Linked DNA regions of Mus musculus: region 2 is linked to region 1. Evidence: chromatin loops called from intact Hi-C (ENCODE). Cell type or tissue: heart. All regions are shown on one strand. Links, peaks and the distances in the headings refer to the core of each region. The heading gives the core; the rest is flanking DNA. Region 1 holds the start of Acot8 (acyl-CoA thioesterase 8). Region 2 holds the start of Zfp335 (zinc finger protein 335).

Evidence for each region. Peaks named below come from ENCODE experiments on the same cell type or tissue, not always from the same donor. Only the 100,000 strongest peaks of a DNase experiment are listed, where the experiment ranks them.
Region 2: a loop joins it to region 1, with 11 times the contacts of the local background. A loop is called at or near these places in 1 of 42 quality-filtered maps.

What each region holds. Positions count from the first base shown.
Region 1 is chr2:164,803,716-164,806,617 of GRCm38, reverse strand. It overlaps Acot8 (acyl-CoA thioesterase 8), which reads left to right and starts at 1,737. Exons shown (of 6, transcript NM_133240.2): 1 at 1,737-1,928. The coding sequence starts at 1,801. Zswim3 (zinc finger SWIM-type containing 3) reads right to left here and starts at 1,504. Exons shown (of 2, transcript NM_178375.2): 1 at 1,187-1,504. The coding sequence starts at 1,341. In heart, for the core only: no CTCF peak of the experiment used is centred there; a DNase peak (open chromatin) is centred at 1,617; H3K4me3 peaks cover 2,447 bases; H3K27ac peaks cover 2,015 bases.
Region 2 is chr2:164,910,116-164,912,939 of GRCm38, reverse strand. Zfp335 (zinc finger protein 335) reads left to right here and starts at 1,190. Exons shown (of 28, transcript NM_199027.2): 1 at 1,190-1,423; 2 at 2,068-2,318. The coding sequence starts at 2,118. Zfp335os (zinc finger protein 335, opposite strand) reads right to left here and starts at 1,507. Exons shown (of 2, transcript NR_166490.1): 1 at 1,190-1,507. In heart, for the core only: a CTCF peak has its summit at 1,595 (motif pointing right); DNase peaks (open chromatin) are centred at 579, 1,079, 1,329 and 1,609; H3K4me3 peaks cover 2,500 bases; H3K27ac peaks cover 2,324 bases.

The sequences.
Region 1 (2,902 bases), core at 149-2,648:
TATTTTCATCCATATTAGTTTCTAAGTCCAAGTAACTCCTTAGGGACACTTATTCATCTTTATGTGTACCCAAGAGTGACCCTGGACTTCAGAATGGAGCCAGAACACAGCCAGGCTCTATAGTCTGGAAAGTACTGTCCAAAGAGCTCAATCCCTGACTCAAACTTTGGTATATTTTGACACTCAGTTGGCCTATATGTTGTAATTAAAACTTGAATTGACTTTCAAATTGATTCATATGATTAGATTTCACAGCAAAAGACTGGGCACACAAACCTTCCTTTTTACGAAGGGGCGGGGCTGCTTCCCATTTCTCTCTGTCTCTCCCTCCCGCCCCCCAACTCCCCACTTTGGTTTTTCAAGACAGGTTTTCTCTGTGTAGCCCTGACTGTCCTGGAAGCTGCTCTGTAGACCAGACTGGCGTCGAACTCACAGAGATCTGCCTGCCTCTGCCTCCTGAGTGCTGGGATTAAAGGCTTCCACCACCAACCCCCTTTCCCTGTATTTTTTTTTTTAAACCAAACTGATTTGTCTCAAACTCATGACCCGCCGGCCTCAACCTTTTCGCATTGGGCTTCTAAACCTGCACCCTTATTCTTTCTTTCAAAGAAAAACTAAAAGCTAAATTTATAGTAGGCTGTTTCACCTGAACCCTAAAAGCCCTGGCGTTTTCATCAGCTTTTAGCCCCTAAAGTCAAATGAGTCAGGGAGCTACCACCAATAATTCTGACACACAGCCCTGCAGAGTAAGAAAGGCACTCAGGGAGCACCACCTTGGATAAGGAAGGTGTTTGAAAACGGCTGTATCTGGAGCTCAAGAATCATTTACAAAATCAATCACCGAAAAGAACCAACCAACCAACCAATGAGCACCATTACTGCTTTGTAAAGAGGAGGCTAATGGAGGAAATTATTACTAAGGCGTTTCAATTCACTCCTCAACCAGCCTTGCGCTTGAGATAGATTCTCTCAACAAACAAATAAAACGGAAAAACAACAAGATGCAGTTACTGCGAATTCCCAGGAAAGCTCGTGAATGAAGGAGTGGGAGCAAGCGCGGCGGGTAGCAAAGGCCACGCCGGTGAGGTTTCCCTCGTTTTTCCGCAGGCACGGGGAACGTGGCTCCTCCATGCACGCCCTCCTCCTCCAGGCAGCCCTCCTCCCCACCCTCCTGCCCCGCCCTTACAGGATATCCTCGCGGAAAGAGGTGCCGTTGTTGAGGTTATGGAAGCGGACGGAGATGCAGTCCCTGACAATGAAGGAGCACCTGGTCTCCTTTTTGTAGGCGCTGAAACACTCCTTGAAGTCCTCGTAGGTCTTAAAGCAGCTGCCTAGCTCCATGGCCGGGGACTGGCCCTCCTAGAACCTAGAACCACGGCAGGGGTCAGAGGTCACTGGGTAACGGCTGGCACGGGCCCAGCTGCGGTCCCGAGTGAGTGGCTTACAGGGCGCTTGGGAGGAGCCCAGAACAGGAGGAGACCGGTAACAGCAACCTAGGGGCGACTTTGCTCAGTGACAGAAGAGGAAAGACGCTCATCCCTTATTATTCATCTCCAAGGCTCCGCCCCCTCGCTGATTCACCCAATCACACGCGGATGTCCAAAACTGACACAAATATCCTCCAATCTTAAGATAGAGCTAGCCGCGCCCACTCTGAAATTGACAAGCACATCGACCAATCACAATCTGCGTCTCGCTCCCCGGAGCCCTTGGGATTTCCGGCCCCTGGAGCGACCTTCCGGAAGCGCTGGGAGCCTATATAAGTTTCCGCGTTTCTCTCAACCGCAGCCAGCAGTGAAAATGTCAGCGCCAGAGGGTCTGGGAGATGCTCATGGCGACGCCGACCGCGGCGACCTTTCCGGGGACCTCCGTAGTGTGCTGGTCACGAGCGTGCTCAACCTCGAGCCGCTAGATGAAGATCTCTACAGGTAGCCGGTAGCGCCTCTGAACTAGGCTCGCACCCCTCTTTCAGTATAGAGTCGCGATTACTGCCATCTCCCTGTGAACCTCAGTTCTGGGGTTAAGAGTTGGATGCAAGCTCTGCTGCAGTTAGAAGGCATGTCCCTGGCATCCATCCTTGCTTCCTCTTCAGGAGGCGATCTGGGGGGTGGGGGGGGAAGGTGTGTGTGTGTGTGTGTGTGTGTGTGAGAGAGAGAGAGAGAGAGAGAGGGAGAGAGGGAGAGAGGGAGAGAGGGAGAGAGGGGACAGAGACTCCGCTACCCCACAAGGCAGCTTAATCTGGTAGACTGAGTGTGCGTGTGTGTTCGTTTGTTCAAGCCATCCCTTAATGTCTGGTAAGTCATTACTTATCTTTCACTGAAGTGGGTTTGTAACAATTTTTTTGTTTTGTTTAGAGACAAGATGTCACTAAATATAGTCCTGGATGACCTGGAATTCACTATATATATATGAATGGAGAGGGAGAGAATGAGAGAGAGAGTATATATATATACACAGCAAGTTGGCTTGGAACCCACAGGGATCCACCTTCATTTGTCTCTTAAGCGCTGGCAGGAGTTCACCACCAGGTCTAGCTGGTTGTCTTGTTTTGTTTTGAGACAGGCTTTCTGTATAGCCCTCCCTGGCTAACCTGGAACTCTGTGTAGACCTGGCTGGCCTTGAGCTCACAGAGGCCAGTGTATCTCTGCCTCCCAAATCCTGGGCTCAAAGGTGTGTACCACCATGCCTGTTCAGTGACAGTTCTGACCCATGCAGCCCTTACGACTTTATCAGAAGCTATCGTTCTTCCAGCTAGGTAATTACTGTCTTGGGCCAGGAGCGCTTTTCAAATTGTTCTGTAAAGAAAAAACTGACAATCTCAGGGTTGAGTGCTAGGACTCAGGGTTCAGGCTCCAGCACTGGGCAAGCCCTTTCACCTAGATTAATCTGCAGGTAGCCGGCA
Region 2 (2,824 bases), core at 325-2,824, 110 kb before region 1:
TTTAGTACACGGTTTTTGTGTCCTGAAACTAACTCTGTAGACCAGGCTGGCTTTGAACTCACAGAGATCCACCCGTTTCTGCCTTTCCATTTCTGGGTTTAAAGGTGTGTGCCACCACTCCCTGGCTCTTTCCATTTCCTTTTCTTTCTCTCTTTTTTTTTTCTTTTCTTCTTCTCTTCTCTTTTCTGTTTTGAGATATGGTCTCGCTATGTAGACCTGGCTGTTCCGGAACTATGTAGAGCAGACTGGCCTCAAACTCACAGAAATCCGCCTGCCTCTGCCTCCCAAGTGTTAGGACTCAAAGGCGTGCAGCACCAGGGCCCGGCTTTAAGCATGTATTTATTGTTATGTCTGTAAGTGCACACATGACACTAAGAGCGCGTGGAGGTGGGTGGACAGCCTGGAAGAGACGGTTCTCTCCTTTTACCATGTGGTTTCTGGGAAAAACTTACTACATAGCTCCAGCTGGTCTATGTAAGTCAAGTGAGGTTAGCCTGCCTCTCCGGAGTGCTAGATTAAAAGCATGAGCCACCACCACACTGGGCCCAAGGACTGTAGACTTCTAAAAATACCTAACACTGCCTGCGTGCGTGCATGCGCGTCTATGAGCGCGTGTGTATGCTAGGAATAGGACGCAGGGCCTCGTGTTTGCCACTGAGCTAATTCCCCAACTTCTAAACACACCTACACTGATCAGAGGACAGCTGGGTGTCTGGCCCTCCAGTCCTAGTAAGAAATACAGCTGCGAAGTGCACCGTGGCCTAAGCATTAACTCTTCTTCAAACATCCCTGACCTCTGCCATTACCCGATCCCCCAAGTCGCCTTAGTTGTGATTCCTGACCAGCCTTTCCTGTCCTCAAACCTCGGTTTTGCCATCTGTACTACGGCACAGCAAGCCCAACCCGGGAGAACCCGATCTGGCTCGAGTGGAGCTTTAAGCTACAGGTGAAAAACCAGGAAAATGACTGACGTTCCCTCCCCTCTGGACACCTCTAAACCATCCCAGGTCGCGACGGTTCTCTAAGCGACCCCTGGAGGTGTGGCTAGACGCTGGGGGCCACACCCACGAGAGCCGGGCGCCTCCGCCGCGCCTTGTCCGGCGAGTCCGGGCTGGGACCTGCGTGACGTCATGCCACTTCCCGTGTAGCCCTCCGCCACACGAAAAAGTAGTCCCCGTACCCAGCTGACCTCAGCCCTAACACCGGGCAGCATGTGACTTCTAGAGTCCTCCTGGACCCGACGACGGCTCTGAGTCCTCCGAGAGGCCTTCTGAAACCCCGCAGATCTCTCTCTCCCGGGGGGACGGCGGCGGAAGTAGTTCCGGTTCGAGGGCGGCCGATGGGTTCCTCCGCGACGGGGGTGAGAGGATGGCGACCTCGTCGATGCCGGAGTCGGAGAGCGACACAGCAGCCAGAGGCTCAGGTTAGCGGCAGCCGGAGGCGGGCTGCCCCTCCGCACACTGCCGTGCACCGGGGCCCTGCCGCGAGGCTGCCGGGTGGCGGACTCCCGGGCCGGCGGGGCTGTCCGAACAGGGCCCCGGGGTCCCAGGCCCTTTAGCCGCTCTCGCATTTGCCTGAGCGGAAACCCAGCGCCGCCACAAGATGGCGCCGGGCCTGGAGCTCAGGCAGCGCCGGGGACAGCCCCGAGACACCAGGCCCCGCGACCGTCGCTGTCAGCCCCCTCCGCAGGGGAGTCCGGGGAGGGGGAGTGAACCACTGACCCCGGGGGCCTGCGGGCTGTACCACCGGCTCCTCATCCGAGGGGACACGGGGGCCGGAGCGCCGGGCCGCTGTGTCCGCCCAGGGTCGATTCATGCCTCTGGGAGGAGCAAGGAGCCGTGATCACCCACCGGGACCACCCTTCTTCCCAAAGGGTCCTAGCCTGAGAGGCCAGGCGTCCCTATTCTTTTCTGGAAGGTTCCCTTTCCAGGAAACCCCGTCCCATCTAGTCCGATGCTCAGTCTTTGCATCTGCAGAATGGGCACACCGGTGCATCTGGGTGGGTTCTGCTTGGCCGGGCCCGAAAGGTGGACCACTTGTTGCAACCATGGTCGTATCGCCCAGCAGAGTGAAAGCCTCAAACCCCGCGCTTCGCTGTCAGTCGGTCCCCAGAACCAATGGAGGAGAACGAGGTGGAGAGCAGTAGCGACGCGGCCCCTCGGCCCGGCCAGCCTGAGGAGCCTTCTGAGAGCGGCCTGGGTGTGTGCACCTCGGAAGCTGTGTCCGCGGACAGCAGCGACGCTGCGACCGTCCCAGGATTAACGGAGGCTGACGACTCTGGCGTCGGGCAGAGCTCGGACGGTGGCAACCACTCTGTGGTATGGATCAGTGTGGATGGTGTGGGCAGGGGGACCGTCAGCAAAGCCTACTTGTAGAAAATAACTGTTTTTGAGGCAGACGCCAAGCCATGCCATGCCAAACTGCTGTGGTCGGTTTTGACAAGTCCCATGGCTAAGAGACATACTTAAACCACTTGTTTCCAGAATCTTCAGAAAGGGAAACTGAGGCAGAGCGTGCTTGCTATCGACAGAGCCAGAATTATCCATGGTCTTACCCAGAGCCCTCAGGCTCCATGAGCCCGGTTCAAATGTTGATCCATCTCAGTTATCTTAGTCTTCCCATCTGTCAAATGGAACGGGAGGGCCGGGTTCTATGGGTGCTAGGCTGTAAGGGGAAACTGAGCCATGTTTTCCTGACCCATTACTTTGTGATTTGAGCAGGTTACCCAGGTTCTAGCCCTCATCTTCTCTGTTAAGTGAAAATTAGAAACATAGTCATCTCTGGTAGCTTCATAAGTAATTTTGCGAGATGGGGATTGTATCTG